Linked DNA regions of Homo sapiens: all the other regions are linked to region 2. A link is an interaction called in ENCODE POLR2A ChIA-PET data of the cell type or tissue named here. Cell type or tissue: PC-9. All regions are shown on one strand. Links, peaks and the distances in the headings refer to the core of each region. The heading gives the core; the rest is flanking DNA.

The links. ChIA-PET counts read pairs that join two places held together with the same protein. Peaks named below come from ENCODE experiments on the same cell type or tissue, not always from the same donor. Only the 100,000 strongest peaks of a DNase experiment are listed, where the experiment ranks them.
Region 1: POLR2A ChIA-PET joins it to region 2 with 5 read pairs; 4 of 35 experiments call an interaction of 5 or more read pairs at or near these places.
Region 3: POLR2A ChIA-PET joins it to region 2 with 7 read pairs; 2 of 35 experiments call an interaction of 5 or more read pairs at or near these places.

What each region holds. Positions count from the first base shown.
Region 1 is chr9:128,596,902-128,601,677 of GRCh38, reverse strand. SPTAN1 (spectrin alpha, non-erythrocytic 1) reads right to left here. Exons shown (of 57, transcript NM_001130438.3): 25 at 3,174-3,278; 26 at 2,692-2,715; 27 at 1,563-1,598. Among named protein-coding and RNA genes, the nearest start is that of SPTAN1, 47 kb to the right of the region's middle. In PC-9, for the core only: no CTCF peak of the experiment used is centred there; no DNase peak of the experiment used is centred there.
Region 2 is chr9:128,665,656-128,668,155 of GRCh38, reverse strand. It overlaps a transcript of DYNC2I2 not described here. Among named protein-coding and RNA genes, the nearest start is that of DYNC2I2, 10 kb to the right of the region's middle. RefSeq lists an enhancer at 1-351. In PC-9, for the core only: no CTCF peak of the experiment used is centred there; a DNase peak (open chromatin) is centred at 1,375; H3K27ac peaks cover 1,176 bases.
Region 3 is chr9:128,990,671-128,995,446 of GRCh38, reverse strand. NUP188 (nucleoporin 188) reads right to left here. Exons shown (of 44, transcript NM_015354.3): 26 at 2,044-2,250; 27 at 1,753-1,922; 28 at 1,005-1,074; 29 at 524-591; 30 at 1-128. LOC101929314 (a long non-coding RNA gene) reads left to right here. Exons shown (of 4, transcript XR_007061810.1): 3 at 1,413-1,557; 4 at 1,716-1,793. Among named protein-coding and RNA genes, the nearest start is that of SH3GLB2, 35 kb to the left of the region's middle. In PC-9, for the core only: a CTCF peak has its summit at 2,242 (motif pointing left); no DNase peak of the experiment used is centred there.

The sequences.
Region 1 (4,776 bases), core at 1,421-3,920, 68 kb after region 2:
ACTTTTAAAATTTCTTTTTACTTTTTGTTTTTTATTTGCTTGTCAAACTCACCACTGTACTAATGAGGAGAAGGCCTACTTTTTTTCTTCTTCTTTTTAAAACATTTTTATTTTTATTTGTAGAGCCGGGGTTTTGCCATGTTGCCCAGGCTGGTCTCCAGTTCCTGGGCTCATCCACCTGTGGCAGCCTCCCACAATGCTGGGATTACAGGTGTGAGCCACAACACCTAGCCAAAAGATCTACTTTTATAAAGTCAGAATCTGCTGTCTAACTTGCCTGTAACTCAAGTGATGTATTCCTGAAGAGCTGGGTCAGGAGGGAAGATGCTAGAACTGAGACACAGGCAACCAGTTACACAGGCAACCAGTTACACAATCACAGTTATAAATGTATCACATAAAAAACCTCAGCCGGGCCAGTAATCCCAACACTTTGGGAGGCCGAGGCAGGTGGATCACCCGAGGTCAGGAGTTTGAGACCAGCCTGGCTAACACAGGGAAACCCTATCTCTTCTGAACATACAAAAATTAGGAGGCATGGTGGTGCATGCCTGTAACCCCAGCTACTAGGGGAGCTGAGGAAGGAGGATCGCTTGAATCTGGGAAGCAGAGGTTGCAGTGAGCTGAGATCGTGCCACTGCACTCCAGCCTGGGCAACAGAGCGAGACTCCGTCTCAAAAAAAAAAAAAAAAAAAAAAAAAAAGACTTTCTCCCTGGCTGTGTGCTGTGACTCAGGCCTGTAATCCCAACACTTTGGAAGGCTGAGGCAGGCAGATCACCTGAGGTCAGGAGTTAAAGACCACCCTGGCCAACATGGCGAAACCCTGTCTCTACTAAAAATACAAAAATTTGCCAGGCATGGTGGCACATGCCTGTAGTCCCAGCTACTTGGGAGGCTGAGGCAGGAGAATTGCTCGAACTGGGGAGGCGGAGGTTGCAGTGAGCCGAGATTGTGCCACTGCACTCCAGCCTGGGTGACAGGGCAATACTCCATCTCAAAACAAAACAAAACAAAAAAACACACCTTCTCCCTGTATTCTTGGTCAGGGATGGCCCATTCTGGTTAAGCCATATTCACACCCAGATTTGTCCAGAAAAATGTCTACTGTAGTGGGGAAACATCTCATTCCTCCCTTTACATCTCTGTATTGGGCATCTCTGAAGCCTTTCTTAGGCCACAGGATAAAGAGGCCAGGCAGATGGTGAATGAAGGCCTGCCCTCCTTTACATGTGTAGTTGTTCTCGTGTTCACATCATTTCCCTTTGGACCGCCTCTTACTGGTGGGACCCTGCCAACAACAGTGCTCCCTGCTGCAGCATATCCTGCACCAACATGGGTAATCAATGCAACCTAACTGTACTGAGCATTTGACAGACACTCTGCTTTTGTATATTAAGCATCACATTTTAGAGTTAACAGATTCAGAAAGAAACCAGCCCAAACAAGTCCAGAAATGACTAAAGACTTAAGCTGAATATTCAGAGAAAGGCACACCAGAAAAGGACATATTTCATGATCTCGCAAAACTCTTGAAAACAATAATTTGCAAAGGAGTTCTTACCTTCCACGGGGAGGCTGTCTTGGAATCAGTTTCATCCTATTCAAAGAAAGAGGAATTTAGGCAGCCAAGCAATTGACCATGAAACAAAGCACCTGGCCTTTCCAGCGAATGACTCTAGTTTCCCCCAGGGGAGATCCCAGATACTAATACATTAACCAAAACAGCATTTTCCCTCCATAGTTTGGCTGGTAACAAACTACAAGGCTGGTTAAGAAAAATTAAGCCAACAAACAGGGGAGAGAAAAATTCCAATTTTTTTATCCAGTAGAAGAAATGGAGAGAATAAAGAAATTTAATAAGAAAACCACCAACTTTTATGTTGTACTCATAAGATTGTCTGCAAAGGGGTAATAAATGAACCTAAAGATAGCTATAGAAAAAGTTTTAGAAAACTGAAGAGACAGAAGACTTTTTTTTTTTTTTTTTTTTTAGAGCTGTGCTTTGTGTTGCATGCCTGTTGTCCTAGATACCTGGGAGGCTGAGGTGGGAGGATTGCTTGAGGCCAAGAGTTCGAGGCTGCAGTAGGCTATAACTGCAGCTGTGAAAAGCCACTGACCTCCAGTCTGGGCAACAAAGCAAGACCCTATCTCTTAAAAAACAAACAAACAAACAAAAGACCGAAAAAAAAAAAAACCAACTTTTTTTGTCTTTTGGAGAATGGCAAATAGAAATCAATTTCTGGGCTGGGCATGGTGGCTCACGTCTGTAATCCCAGCACTCTGGGAAGCTGAGGTGGGCAGATCACCTGAGGTTGGGAGTTCGAGACCAGCCTGGACAACATGGTGAAACCCCATCTCTACTAAAAATACAAAAATTAGCTGGGTGTGGTGCCACATGCGTGGAATTCCAGCTACTCAGGAAGCTGAGATGGGAGAATCGCTTGAACCTGGGAGGTGGAGGTTGCAGTGAGCCAAGATCACACCACTGCACTCCAGCCTGGTTGACAGAGTGAGACTCCGTCTCAAAAAAAAAGAAATCAATTTTTGGAGTTTTCCACAAATCTTTACACACAAAAGGCATCTGAGGTTCAGGAACAGCAATTCTGATGAAGAAGTTCTTGGCTTGATATTCTTCCCAAGATTTAAGTCCTTCTCATGTTCAAGATCCACACACAGCACCCGAAACTTACCCTGGGCATCATGCCATACACTTCCTACAAGGAGAGAGAGAAACCAGTTTTATTATTAGAAGAAATACACATCTCTCAAGAATACTTATTATGGCCAAACCTGGAAACACAGGAGATAATTCCAAAAGGACAAATGGAAATGCCAGTCCAAATGTCCAGCAGAGCTTCAAGTATTTATATATAAACTTTTTCTTTGAGGAACTTATGAAATTACCATTAGTTAATGGCTATATAAACATTAAATATTTAATGAGCTTACGGAGAAGACAGAAGCCCCCACCCCCCTCCAAACCAAGTGAAAGTGAGGGATATGGGTATAAAGAAGTTAATCAAAATGGTTTTGGTCACATAGAGGACCTGACCTACAGCCAAGCCACAGTTCTGTGTTATGAAACACTGCTTGTTGGGCTATGACAGACACAAGAGGAACAAAGCTGCATCCTTACAGCAACAGAGCCTCACTCCAAGATGGAGACACCTACCTGTTGTTGCACAGCCTGCACCTCCTCTGCCATGAGACCTTCAGACTCCAGGTCTTCAGCTACCTTGTTAATGTCCTTCAACCGTGACTCATTGGCCTTCAGGTCCTTTAAAGCAAAAGCCATAATAACTAAAACCCAAAATAGCAAGCCAAAGTCAAAGGAGACATAGTCACAAACTATGGCTTGAAACTATAAGGATTCTTCTACAGAGGCCTACCAAAAAAAAAAAAGGGGGGGATTAAAAAAATAAGCTATGGCTGGGGGCATGGTGGCTCACGCCTGTAATCCCAGCACTTTGGGAGGCCCAAGTGGGCGGATCACCTGAGGTCGGGAGTTCGAGACCAACCTAACCAACATGGAGAAACCCTGTCCCTACTGAAAATACAAAATTAGCTGGGTGTGGGGGTCCATGCCTGTAATCCCAGCTACTCGGGAGGCTGAGGCAGGAGAATCGCTTGAACCCGGTAGGCAGAGGTTGCGGTGAGCTGAGATTGCGCCATTGCACTCCAGCCTGTGCAACAAGAGCGAAACTCCATCTCAAAAACAAAACAAAACAGGCCGGGTGCGGTGGCTCACGCCTGTAATCCCAGCACTTTGGGAGGCCGAGATGGGTGGATCACGAGGTCAGGAGTCCAAGACCAGCCGGGCCAATATGGTGAAACCCCGTCTCTACTAAAAATACAAAAATTAGCTAGGCGCGGTGGCAGGCGCCTGTAATCCCAGCTGTTCGGGAGGTTGAGGCAGGAGAATCGCTTGAACCGGGGTGCGGCAGAGGTTACAGTGAGCCAAAATCGTGCCACTGCACTCCATCCTGGGCAACAGAGCAAGACTCTGTCTCAAAACAAAACAAAAACAAAACAAAACAAACAAAAAAAGCTATAAGGATCTGTTCAACAGGTATCCCTATGGATTGGTTTTCCCAGTCCTCAGATAATTATTGGACTCAAATTTACTTCATTAACTGTAGTTTTTTGTCTTTTTTGGAGACGGGGTCTCACTGTCACCCACGCTGGAGTGGAGTATTACAATCATGGATCACTGCAGTCTCTACCTCCCAGGCTCAAGCAATCCTCCTACCTCAATCTTCTGAGTAGCTTGGACTATAGGCACACACCACTATGCCCAGCAAATAATTTTATCAAATAGAGACTTTTTTAAAACCTCTTTTTGGTTTTAAAATAATGTTTTAAAAATGTGATGAGGCCAGGTGTGGTGGCTCACACCTTTAATCCCAGGACTATGGGAGGCCAAAGCAGGAGGATTGCTTAAGTTCAAGACCAGCTTAGGGCAACATAACCAGACCCCTATCTCTACAGAAAAATTTTTTTTCTTTTTTTTCTCTAATGAGACTCAGTCTCACTCTATTGCCCAGACTGGAGTGCAGTGGCGTGATCATGGCTCACTGCAACCTCCGCCTCCCGGGTTCAAGCGATCTTCATGCCTCAGTGTACCGAGTAGCTGGGTCTACAGGCAGGCGCTACCACGCCCAGCTAATTTTTGTATTTTCAGCAGAGATGGGGTTTTGCCATGTTGGCCAGGCTAGTCTCGAACTCCTGACCTTAGGTGATCTGCCTGCCTCGGCCTCCCAAAGTGCTGGGATTAC
Region 2 (2,500 bases), core at 1-2,500:
AACCCCGTCTCTATTAAAAGTACAAAAATTAGCTGGGCATAGTGGCTCACGCCTGTAATCCCAGCTACTCGGGAGGCTGAGGCAGGAGAATCGCTTGAACCTGGGAGGCAGAAGTTGCAGTGAGCTGGGATTGTGCCACTGCACTCCAGCCTGGTGACAGAGCGGGACTCCATCTCAAAAAAAAAAAAAAAAAAAAAGAGATCGAGACCATCCTGGCCAACATGGTGAAACCCCATCTCTACTACAAATACAAAAATTGGCTGGGCATGATGGCACGCACCTGTAGTCCCAGCTACTCGGGAGGCTGAGGCAGGAGAATCGCTTGAACCCAGGAGGCAGAGGTTGCAGTGAACCAAGATTGCGCCACTGCACTCCAGCCTGGCAACAGGGTGAGACTCCCTCTCAAAAAAAAAAAAAAATTAGCTGGGCGTGGTGGCGAATGCCTGTAATCCCAGCAACTCGTGAAGCTGAGGCAGGAGAATCACTTGAACCAGGGAGGTGGAGGTTGCAGTGAGCTGAGATGGAGCCACTGCACTCCAGCCTGGTGTCAGAGCGAGGCTGTGTCTCAAAAAAGAAAAAAATACAGGACGAGGCGGGCGGATCACAAGGTGAGACCAGCCTGGCCAACATAATGAAACCCCATCTCTACTAGAAATACAAAAATTAGCCGGGCGTGGTGGCGGGCGCCTGTAGTCCCAGCTACTCGGGAGGCTGAGGCAGGAGAATCGCTTGAACCAGGGAGGCGGAGGTTGCAGCAAGCTGAGATTGTGCCACTGCACACCATCCTGGGCGACAGTGTGAGACTCCATCTCAATAAAAAAATAAAAAATAAAAATAAATAATCACAGTTTACTGCAACCTCAGCCTCCTAGGGCTCAGGTTATCCTCTCACCTTAGCCTAGTAGCTGGCACTAAAGGCACATATCACCACTCCTAATTATTATTATTATTTTTTTTGAGATGGAGTTTTGCTCTGTTGCCCAGGCTGGAGTGCAATGGCGTGATCTCGGCTCACTGCAACCTCTGCCTCCCGGGTTCAAGCGATTCTCCTGCCTCAACCTCCTGAGTAGCTGGGATTACAGGTGCCCACCACCACACCTGGCCAATTTTTGTATTTTTCATAGAGATGGGGTTTCACCATGTTGGCCAGGCTGGTCTTGAATTCCTGACCTCGTGATCCACCCCCCTCTGCTTCCCAAAGTGCTGGAATTACAGGAGTGAGCCACCGCGCCTGGCCTAATTTTTGTATTTCGTAGCAACAGGGTTTTGCCATTTTGCTCAGGCTGGTCTTGAACTTCTGGGCTCAAGTGATCCATCCACCTTAGCTTCTGAAAGTGCTGGGATTACAACAGGCATGAGTCACCATGCCAGGCCTTATCTTCTTTTTTTTTTTTTTTGAGATGGAGTCTTGCTCTGTCACCCAGGTTGGAATGCAGTGGCACAATCTCAGGTCACTGAAACCTCTGCCTCCTGGGTTCAAGGGATTCTCCTGCCTCAGCCTCCGGAGTAGCTGGGATTATAGGCACTGACCACGCCCAGCTAATTATTGTGTTTTTAGTAGAGATGGGGTTTCATCATGTTGGTCAGGCTAGTCTTGAACTCTTGACCTCAAGTGATCCGCCCACCTCAGCCTCCCAAACTGCTGGGATTACAGGCGTGGGCCACCATGCCCGGCATTGTCTTCATTTTTAACATTCCAGTTTATAACCAACCTGAATTAATTTTGTAGTATGATGTGTGGATGTATTTTGGCTTTTTTTTTTTTTTTTTTTCTGAGACAGGGTCTCACTCTGTCACCAAGGCTGGAGAGCAGTGGCACGATCTTGGTTCACTGCAACCTCCACCTCCCAGGTTCAAGCAATTCTCATGCCTCAGCCTCCCAAATAGATGGAATTACAGGCGCCCACCACCATGCCCACGCCCGGCTAACTTTTGTATTTTTAGTAGAGATGGGTTTTCTCCATGTTGGCCAGGCAGGTCTCGAACTGCTGACCTCAAGTGATCTGCCCGCCTTAGGCTCCCAAAGTTATTTTTCCAAAATATTTGTCAATTGATCCAACACATTTTTTTTCTATTTTTTTGAGACGGAGTCTTGCTCTGTCTCCCAGGCTGGAGTGCAGTGGTGCCATCTAGGCTCACTACAACCACCGCCTCCTGGGTTCAAGCGATTCTCCTGCCTCAGCCTCCCGAGTAGCTGGGACTACAGGCGCCCGCCACCATGCCCGGCTAATTTTTTTTTTTTTTTTTAGTAGAGACGGGGTTTCACCATGTTGGTCAGGGTGGTGTTGAACTCCTGACCTCATGAGCTGCCTGCCTCAGCCTCCCAAAGTGTTGGAATTACAGGCGTGAGCCACTGGGCCCGACTTTTTTTTTTTTTTTTTTTTTTGACACAGAGTCTCACTCTGTCGCCCAGGCCGGAGTATAGTGGTGCAATCTCGGCTCACTGCAACCTCTGCCTCCCGAGTTCAAGCGATTTTCCTGCCTTAGCCTCCCAAGTAGG
Region 3 (4,776 bases), core at 1,254-3,753, 330 kb before region 2:
TGCAGCTGCTGCCTTCTGTTTCGGCCACGTGAACTGCCAATGACTTGACATACCCTGACCAGTAGGCAAAGCGTTTCTCGATGGAAAATTTCTTCAGTGTATCCTTTAATGACTGGTCTAATGAACCCCTACAGTGTCAAGAAAAAACCTCCAGTTAGATTTTGAAAGCAGATGGGAATATAATGGGTACAGACCCTTGTTGAGGCAGAGAAAACGACCTTGCATGGGCTTAAAGGCAGACGGCTCCAGGACACCTCCAACGTGTGGGTTAGGCTGAGGCCTTTCCAGGATTCCTCCTCCATAAAATCCCAGTTGCATGGAGTTTGCTTCACAATAACTCTTTCTGACAATCATAAATGCCATCGGTGGATTGGCCAGGAACACAGCTCACTGGCCTTCCATGAATGGTTCCAAACCAGTTCTCTCCTCTGCCTTGGCTCTTCCAGCCATGCACCCAGTGGTAGGCCACCAACTCCCACTCCCCCAACCTTCAGTTAAAATCTCAAGAGGGGAAAGTACTCACTTTACTACATAGTATATCTCCAAGCAAATTATCTTCATGATTAGGGCACAGGTTTCCAGGATGCTGGGCTGTGGAGATAGCAGAACAGGCAATTATCACATCTCTGATCACTGATCTCCCCCAGTATATCAAACAGGGAACAGAGCAGGGGCCCAACACTTGCAGAACAAGTTAGCACAACCCCTGTTGAATGTGAATGTCCTGACTTGCAAGAGCAGAGGCGTCAGGTCCACAACGTCTCCAACTGAATGGAGAAGACCACAGAGCCACCAACACACAGTAGCGCAAACCACTTTCCTTCCCAAAGCAAGACATCAAAGGGACAGAAAGCTGGCACTTCCCTGAGAAAGACGTTTCTAGTGAAGGGAACATTCTGTTGTTTAATTAGGGGAGGTATCATTGTCTACGGCCCCATCTCACAGCCCACAGCCTTTCCTCCAAGGGACTTGTAGCCACCATCCTGCCCTCTGCCACAGCTTACCTCTGATGTTTCAGAGGGAGGAGAAAGGGTTCCAAACAGCGGACTGGTTAAATTTTCCCAAAACTTGGGTCTAAAAAGGAAATAAATGTTTGAAATCATAACTTTTTCCCTCTCACAGTCATTTTCTCCTCTCTCAAGCTCCCTTTGGTGGTCACTTCATATTTTACCAGTCTCAATCCTAATATGTGTCTGATAAGTCAGTTGTTCCCGTATAAATGAAAGGTTTCCATAGATAAAATTACATTTTCCTCTCATGAATCACACTTATGCATTATAGAGTTGATCAATAAAAACTCTTCAAGATTCCTTCCACTGTAGATTCCCAAAAGCCCCACAGAAGAGGAGGGAGGGAAATAAGACAGCAGACTCCCAAATTTAGCCTTTTAACACTCCTTCCCTTTGTGCCAGCAGGTCCAATAGAACGGAATGTTTCATTCAATCCAGTGACTTGAGCAAGCGCCTCTCTCCTGAATCTACTGTTTCTCAAGAATAATGAGTTTTGATGCAGCTAGTTAGCAAAAGGCAGGAACACAAAAGCAACTGAACCTTCCAGGTGCTTAATATTTAAAGATCCTTAATACTTGCAGCAGCATTAGAAAGAGAATTAGTGTAAAACTCCCAGGTATTGAACCAGGACTAAGCACTCTTATTCCCAGTGAACTGTCACAACAAACCTCTGGGATAAGAGCTATTATTACTCCCATTTTATAGACCAGAACAATGAAACTACTCCCAGAGGCAGACTTACTTGGTTCGGAGGACCAGCATGGCACTGTCCCTCCGATCCTGCCACAGAGCATGCAAAAAGGCAATGGCGGCACGATGCAGCAGGGGTGGGCACCAGTATCGATCTTGCTGTTGGGAATCAATCAGCTCCAGCACTGCATGGAGACAGCTCCACATCCCAAGGCTGAATTCCTGCAAGAAGGGACAGGTAAGAGTTCAGTTCCACAGCCACTGCCAGCAGCTGTACTTGCAGAGCCCAGCATCTGCCTCCCAGTGAGCCAACTCCCAGTGTCATCCCAGGTTACAGGCTTACCTTTGAGCCATCACTGCCATCCTTAACTTCCAGGTTCAGAAACAGTTCGATGAGGCCTGGCTGGGTCTCTACTGCAACAGTGAGGAACTCTAGAATCATGACTTTGATGCGCATGTCCTCAATTTTGCTCTGCAATCGGGTCAGGAAGGCATCACGAATGGCAGCCGCATCATTGCCCAGACAAGCATACACTGACATTGGGGCCACCTGGTGGAGACCGGAACACACAGGCTTAGAGCTCTGCTTCCACAAAAACCTCAATGGGCTCCCACAGAAGGGCACTGAAGAGCTCCCAGAAAATTGGCAGAAAGGGAAGCATCCAGACTACAGCTCTGGGCTAAAAGGGACATCACCACAAACAAGCATGAGATGCCCGCAAATTCACAGGAAAGACAGTAATCAGTATAAAGAAATGCTCAACTTCCCTCATGGTTAAATAAATACAAACTGAAAAGTGAAACATTTTTTTGCTTATTAGATTGGCAAAGACTAAACAATGATGAAGACCTTGCAGCAACGATAGAATACTTGGTGTTATAAGTATAAACTGTTACAATGTTTTTTGGAAGGTAATTTGGAAATATCTAATAAAAAATATCATGTTCATTTATACCTACATAAATCTTTGGAACTGTAAACAAATGTTTACAGGGTGGTAGGGATAATAATGTTCACTGCAGCACTGCTTGTAATAGTGAAAGACAGAAAGTAGCGCAAATAAATCAGGATGCATCCATTCTAGGATGTGATATGCAAACATTAAAAAGAATGAAGGAAGTCCAAATTAAAAAAAGGAAAAAAGACAAAAAAGAATGAAGGAAGTCCAAATGTGCCTATGTGGCATGAAGCACATCAAGACTGCCTGATATGGTATCAAGTAAAGGAAGCCAGTCATAAAACAGTACCAGGGGCCAGGCACAGTGGCTCACGCCTGTAATCCCAGCATGTTGGGAGGCTGAGGCAGGCAGATCACTTGAGATCAGGAGTTCGAGACTAGCCTGGCCAACATGGCAAAACTTCGTCCCTACTAAAAATACAAAAAAATCAGCTGGGTGTTGTAGTGGGCGCCTGTAATCCCAGCAACCTGGGAGGCTTAGACAGGAGAATCGCATGAACCTGGGAGTGGAGGCTGCAGTGAGATCATGCCACAGCACTCCAGCCTGGGTGATGGAGTGGGACTGTCTCAAAACAAAAACAGTACCAGGAAGGGCTGGGCGCGGTGGCTCATGCCTGTAATCCCAGCACTTTGGGAGGCCAAGCGGGCAGATCACGAGGTCAGGAAATCGAGACCACGGTGAAACCCCGTCTCTACTAAAAAAAATACAAAAAATTAGCCGGGTGCAGTGGCAGGCGCCTGTAGTCCCAGCTACTCGGGAGGCTAAGGCAGGAGAATGGCTGAACCCAGGAGGCGGAGCTTGCAGTGAGCCGAGATCGCGCCACTGCACTCCAGCCTAGGCAACAGAGCGAGACTCCGTCTCAAAAAAAAAAAAAAAAAAGAAAGAAAAACAGTACCAGGAATTCTGCTTTTATCAAGAACAAAAGTACACACTCAAATACTTTTTTTTTTTTTTTTGACTCTGTCGCCCAGGCTGGAGCACAGTGGTGTGAACTCGGCTCACTGCAACCTCCACCTCCCGGGTTCAAGCAATTCTCCTGCCTCAGCCTACTGAGTACCTGGGACTACAGGCACACGCAGCCACACCCGGCTAATTTTTTTGTATTTTAGTAGAGATGGGGTTTCACCGTGTTGCCCAGGATGGTTTCAAACTCCTGAGCTCAGGCAAGCCACCCACCTGGGCCTCCCAGAGTCCTGGGATTACAGGCATGAGCCACCACGCCCAGCCCTAAATACCTTTATTATTTTATTTTTTGAGGCGGTGTCTCACTCTGTCGCCCAGGCTGGAGTGCAGTGATGTGATCTCAGCTCACTGCAACCTCTGTTGCCCAGTTTCAAGCGATTCTCCTGCCTCAGCCTCCTGAGTAGCTGGGATTACAGGCACCTGCCACCCAGCTAATTTTGGTATTTTTAGTAGAGGTGGGGTTTCACCATCTTGGCCACGCTGGTCTTGAACCCCTGACCTCATGATCCACCTGCTTCAGCCTCCCAAAGTACTGGGATTACAGGTGTGAGCCACAGCGCCCAGCCGATACTTTTTAAAATACAAGAACACAGATAAGAAATGTGGAGCACAGCCTTGGAGACATAGCCAGACCCTATTTCAAAAAAAAAAAAAAAAAAAAGAAATCTGGAGCATGGCATATCCCCCTGCCCATAGGGATTCTTGGAATAAGGAGATCATAGGGCATCTTAACTTTCTGTTACATCTATTTGTAACATTTAAATAAATATTTTACAATAAGCATGTCTTTTTTCTCCTTTTATCTTGAGACGGAGTCTCGCTCTGTCGCCCAGGCTGGAGTGCAGTGGCGTGATCACAGCTCACCGCAACTTCTGCCTCCCGGGTTCAAGCAACTCTCTGCCTCAGGCTCCCAAGTAGCTGGGATCACAGGCACCTGCCACCACGCCTGGCTAATTTTTGAGATGGAGTCTTGCTCTGTCACCCAGGCTGGAGTGCAGTGGCGCGATCTCAGCTCACTGCAAGTTCCGCCTCCCTAGTGCATGCCATTCTCCTGCCTCAGCCTCCCAATTAGCTGGGACTACAGGCGCCTGCCATAATGCCTGGCTAATTTTTTGTATTTTTCAGTAGAGAAGGGGTTTCACCGTATTAGCCA